Regions from separate parts of the Mus musculus genome. Here region 1 is linked to region 2. The links are chromatin loops, found by intact Hi-C in ENCODE. Cell type or tissue: gastrocnemius. All regions are shown on one strand. Each heading gives the region's core, and the rest is flanking DNA. Links, peaks and the distances in the headings are about the cores only.

What was found. A loop is a pair of places that touch in the nucleus more often than their neighbours do. Peaks named below come from ENCODE experiments on the same cell type or tissue, not always from the same donor. Only the 100,000 strongest peaks of a DNase experiment are listed, where the experiment ranks them.
Region 1: it touches region 2 in a loop (7-fold over the local background); 4 of 42 quality-filtered maps call a loop at or near these places.

Annotation. Positions count from the first base shown.
Region 1 is chr15:98,630,085-98,632,983 of GRCm38, reverse strand. It overlaps a transcript of Cacnb3 not described here. Among named protein-coding and RNA genes, the nearest start is that of Cacnb3, 3.2 kb to the left of the region's middle. In gastrocnemius, for the core only: no CTCF peak of the experiment used is centred there; DNase peaks (open chromatin) are centred at 614 and 1,343; H3K4me3 peaks cover 1,295 bases; H3K27ac peaks cover 696 bases.
Region 2 is chr15:98,698,431-98,701,329 of GRCm38, reverse strand. No RefSeq gene overlaps it. Among named protein-coding and RNA genes, the nearest start is that of Gm34152, 3.5 kb to the right of the region's middle. In gastrocnemius, for the core only: no CTCF peak of the experiment used is centred there; a DNase peak (open chromatin) is centred at 1,709; H3K4me3 peaks cover 591 bases.

The DNA.
Region 1 (2,899 bases), core at 91-2,590, 68 kb after region 2:
GTCCACTTCCTTTCTCACTAGAGCCACACCTGCCTATGCCAGTTCTCCTGCTAATCCAGCTGTGGAAGCAAGATCAAAGAGGAAAGCCTTAAAAGACCAGGTGTGGAAGCGGAGAACCTCTAGAAAACTAACTGGGCAGCAAGTGGGGAAACTGAGGCAGGAACTGGGAGTTCTACTCCAGGTGGAGGCCCCTCACATTCCAGCTATTAGGTTGCCCCCTCCCCGGGAACTCAGAGAGGGTCACTGAGGGAGCCTGGCACGGCCCTCCTTTCAATAGCGCCCCTTCCTCAGCTCCCCAGTCAGACCTCTCTGCATGTTTTGCAGGAGGCGCCAGTTCCAGCCTTCCCTTCCTCTATTATCCAGAGCTCTCAACTCCTGTTTTCGCTCCCGCCCCATGCTGCAGTTTCCCCCAAATGCGGGAGCTTTTCTCCCACCCTTCTTGGGAGGGGGCCCCGGAGGTTACCTCGTTCAGCAGGAAGGTTGCACTGGAGTCAGAAAAAGACATAGACCGGGTTAGCGGCCTCTCTCCCTCCCCCGGGCCAGGGGCTCCGAGGCGGGAGCGGGACCCAGCCGCGTCTCTCTGCACACCGCTCCAGCCTGCACGCCTGGCCTCGCCCCACGCCCGCCCAGCTCCAGCCGCCTGCTCCCTCTCCTCGCTCCTGGTTCCACCCCTTTCCCTCCTCCTCCCTCCTCCCTTCCTTTCTAGCCTCCTCCTTCTGTTTCTCCCGCACTTCCCTCGTCTTTCAGTCTAGTGTGTCTCCACTTCAGTCTTGCCTTGCTACCTCCCCAGTTCCCTATTCATCTGGTGTCTCTCACTGTCCTTCCAATCCCCACCCCTCTTTCCCACCCAGCCTTACCCCTTCTCTCCCCCTCCCTCAGATCTCCAGAAAAGACAGGGTCTGTGGAGCTCTGCCATCGCAGGCTGAGGGCGGGAAAGGTTCAAAGGCAGGCTCTAGGGAGAGGTTGGGTTTGGCTCCCCCCAGACCCCCAGCTTGATACGTCTAGTGTCCCACCCCCAGCGCCCTAAGAAGAAACACCGTACTGAGTCCCACCTCAGCCGGGTAACAGACCGAGAAGGAAGAGTTAGGTGTTCAGTCCGTTTGACCAAGCCTCAAGACGCCCCTCTGACTTCTGGGGAAGCCACGACCATCCACCCTGTCCTGGTCCCGACCAGGCTTCTGCAGAATCCTTTAGGAGACAGCCCAGCACGAACGCCTCCTGGGTCAGCTAGGGTACTGCAGGTCTCAGCTCCGCCAAAGGGAAGGTCAAAGCGAGGTGAGGCTGCCGCTTTCCCTACCCGCTGTAGCGCCCCCTAGGTTCGATGGCTGGGTGTCCGCACCCACCCTCCAGGTGGCTGCATCGGCCGCACATGCTGACTCCTGCCAGCAGGAGGCGCTGCCGGGGAGGATGCAGCCTGGATCTAGACCCTGCTGAAACCTCCTCCCCACCCCACCCCCAAGAGCCCCAGGAGAGAACCCCAGGTCGCACTCTGTCCCCACCCATGTGGGGTTCTTTAGAGACACTCTTGTCCCCTCCAGAGCCCTAGACCGCTCTTACCTCCATCCTGGTCTCAGGGCGAGCCCGGGCAAGCCAGGCAGCATCCCAGCTCAGTCTGGGCAGCAGAGAGCACAAAGTCGCAGGACCGCTTCTCGGGTCAGTACCCCTTCTCGTCCCCTCCGGCGGGCACGTCAAAGCGGACAAGCCCAAGTTCTGGCGTGGGAGGGGGGAGCGAGGGTGTAATCCCAGTCCACTCGCTCACTACATCCTTCTAAGCGGACTAACCTCTCATTGGTTCTTCCATACGGAACCGGCCCCTTCCCTATTCTTAAGACAGTGGCTGCTCCTGGGCCTGGGGCAGATGGGAGCAGACCCCCTCATGGAGACAGAACTGAGAGATCTAATGACCTGGGGGAGCCTCCAACTTCACCTCGGGGTTTCCCAACAGAAAAACTCCCTTTCTCAGCCCTTCTTCGAGCTTACTTTTTCCGGGTGGAGGGGGCTCGGGACCCCTCCCCTCCACCTCCCTGTTCCCTGAAGATCTCCGGAGACTGTCTCTACTCTGCTGACTTTCCACTGGTCCCATTCCAGAGAGAGCTAAGGTGGAAGAGCATCCATTCTCAGAACGCTCCATTCCAGGTTCCTCTTGGGCTGGTTTTAACCTGGAAAGTGCCTGGGAGGGCACTGCTGCCCCCCCTTCCTCTGTGGTCTGTTCCTGCCACAGATATGGTTTCTTTTCTGCCACCCCTACACACTCAGCTTCAACCCTGGAGAAGAGACACAGGCTTGGGGACGAGGTAGCAGGGTGGGTAGGATATTCATTCTTTTCCTTTTGTCTTGTTGGGGGTTGTCATGGAGGGAGCTAAAGTTTTGCCTCGGCAACAAGACCTGGAGGGAGAGATATATCACCCCCCCTCCCCCTCCCTCCTTGCCTCCCCCGCTGACCACAGCTAATGGACTAGCTCCTCTGGGCCTTGGGGCGCTTCAGTTTTCACAGGAGAAGCGATTGTCCCTGGCTTCCCTCCTCCCTCTGCCGGAGCCTACACCCCTGAAGCCATCTCTACCCCTTTAAAACCTAAATATCGGTTCTCCGAGTTTATCAGAGGGAATCTGAGATGCAAAGGGTAAGCCCACGCCTGTTTGATCATTTGCAGGCAAGCTGTCTGCCAGACCTGGTCTGAATACCAGGTAGGTAGCAGACCTGGGCCCGGGGACTCCTGGCCAAAGGCCCTCCTCCCAGTGAGGTGATTGGCAGGTCACATACTCTCCGCCTCTCCACTTAAGGTCTTTCAGTTCTCTGGTCAGGTTACTTAAGAGAGGCCCCTATTGGATACCTTTTTGGGGGCCCTGCCTCAGCTTGGCTGGTGCAGACGCACCAAACCCTAGGTTCCCACACAGGGTC
Region 2 (2,899 bases), core at 176-2,675:
GGGTGGCAGCCTACGGTGCCAGGGCAAGCATGGCTAGAATTTGGGAATCCAAGGAATAGCCATGATGAAAAGCAGACAGAGGGCCAGGGAGACGGCTCAGTGGTGAAATCCCCTGCTCTGCAGGCATGAGTACCAGAATTTGAATCTAGTACACACAAGTAAAAAGGCTGTCATGGTTGTGTTGTATCTGTAACCCCAGTTTTGTGGGTGAAGCCAGGTAGATCCTGAAATCTTGTGGGCCAGCTATTCTAGCCAACATGGTGAACTTCCAGTTCACAAGCGATCCTGTCCTAAGGCAAGAAGAACAGAACAGTAGAGGAAGATGCCCAGTATGTGTCCTGGTCTCTATTTCTGGGAATGATTATACAAGCTGATCTACATACTCATGCTTGTACAAAGCACACAGAGAGACAGAGACAGACAGACAGAGACTCAGAGGCAGACAGAGAGACAAATAGAGAGGGGCAGACAGAGAGAGACACAGAGGCAGACAGAGGCAGACAGAGAGAGAGGGAGACAGATAGACAGACAGAGACAGACAAAGACTGACACAGAGGCAGAGACAGAGAGAGACAGAGAGACAGTGACAGACAGAAACAGAGAGAAACACACACACAGACAGACAGACAGAGACAGAGAGACACACAAGAGAGAGACAGAGACACACAAGAGAGAGACAAAGACACATGAGAGAGACAAGACAGAGAGAAGAGACCAAACAGGAAATTTTATGATTTTTCTATTTTTCTTCCTCCTCCTCTTCCTCCTCTTCCTCCTCCTCCTCCTCCTCTTCCTCCTCCTCCTCCTCCTCCTCCTCCTCCTCCTCCTAAGATGGAGGTTTCATTTCCAGGTTGGCTTTGAACATGTTATGTAGCTAAGGCTAACCTGGAACATCCTGATCCTCCTGCCTCCACCTCTGAAGTGCTGGGATTACAGTTGTGTACCACCATGCCTGGCCCAAAAGGCATTATTATCAAGGGACTAGCGATTTAGCAGCAGGAAGAATAAATACCTAAATAATAAGTATGCAGAAACATATCCAATAACCGTATCTTTGAGCATTCCTTACGTGCTAAGGGCTGACTTAAGTGTTATGTGTGCGTTACCTAACAAGATTCGTACCATAGCCTTGTGAAGTAAGTGCTGCTATTATTTTTATTTAACAAATGAGGAAAGCGACGCTTAGAGGTTATGTCAGGAGAAGGTGGTCAGTTTGGATGGTCTGAGAGGACGCATTAACGTCTTCTCAACACCTTCACAAGGCACACGCTCCACGGTAATATTAATGACCCTCCCTCTGCGTTTTTCATCTCTTTCCCAAATCCAGATTCTTCCCATAGCTTCGCGAATCTGCTCTAGGATGGATGCAGAGGCTCCTGTTTCCATGGTGATGGGGAGGCTGGTACACCGCTCGCCAAGTGTAGGCGCTGGAGAGAATTGTCTCAGAATGGAAAGGTGTCGCAGCAGGGCCCTTGAGAAAACCAAGTCTGAGAGACCGGACCTCCCTGGAGCTCCTTCAGCACCTCCACAGCCGCCTCGCCCCTGCCCCGCTAACCTGGGAGACTCGAACCCAGGGAAGCAAGCACAGCCTCCCCAGACTCAAGCCAGGTCGCTGGCGGGAAGCCTGTCCAGTGCGGGGTTTCGTCCGGTCCACACCCCCTCTGCCTGGCATCCCACGGGTGCGCGCTTGAACTGCCTGGCTCTCCCCGGGATGAGCGAGCCGAGCGGCCGGCAGGGGGCAGTGTCTCCCTCACAGAAGCCGTGCCAGGCGCCCTGGGCTCGCTCCCCTGGCTTCAGGTTCTTTTCAGCTGTTATGCTGCAAAGGCGCAGTCGGTGGATTTCAGGACAGGAGATGGGTGCTGGCAAAGGTTGAGAGCCCCTGAAGTGTGGGTCTTAAGCGGTGGGCTCCGCTGAGCTTAAAGTCACAGGATAGGCGGCTGAAGTAATCAACGCTTAATTTCCCACAGTCTTCTCTCGAGATTTTTTTTTTTTTTTTGAGTGTTGCTGTTTTTTCCCCCCCATTGAAAAAAATCCTAATGAGGGGGAGGCTTAGCCATTCATTCGGTGTGTGTTTATTGAGTATACAACTATCACAGATACAATCAGAACAAATATTTATAGATTGCATGATGATTCCTAACCGTTTTTGAGGGGGAAGTGTCCTATCTCCTTTTTATTTTTATTTTAAAAAGATTTATTTATGTGAGTACACTGTAGCTGTCTTCAGACACACCAGAAGGGGGCATCAGATCTCATTACAGGTGGTTTTGAGCCACCATGTGGCTGCTAGGAATTGAACTCAGGATCTCTGGAAGAGCATTCAGTGCTCTCAACCTCTGAGCCATCTCTCCGGGTCCCAGAGAGGCACTTTAAATCCAGACCTTTTGAGATTTGAAGATCCACCTTTCACATGCGTCACACCTTCTAGTGGTAGCCTATATAAGGGACTGGGAAAAAGGGGGCTTTCATCTTTTTCTGTTTGCCCTTGCCTTCACTGTTAAGTCCATTCGCTGCTATTAGGCTGGCATTAGAGCCTACGTCTTTGGCATTCTGGCCTCTACTAAAGACCAGCTAAGACACCCAGCCTAATGGGCTAAACAGTGACTGGATTCTTGAACTTCCATTGGAAGACAGACATTATTGGACTAGCTGGATCATAATCTGTAAGCCATCTAAAAAAATCCAATTTTAGGGCTGGTGAGATGGCTCAGTGGGTGAGAGCACCCGACTGCTCTTCCGAAGTTCCGAAGTTCAAATCCCAGCAACCACATGGTGGCTCACAACCATCCGTAACGAGGTCTGACGCCCTCTTCTGGAGTGTCTGAAGACAGCTACAGTGTACTTACATATAATCAATAAATAAATAAATCTTTTTAAAAAAAATCCAATTTTATATATA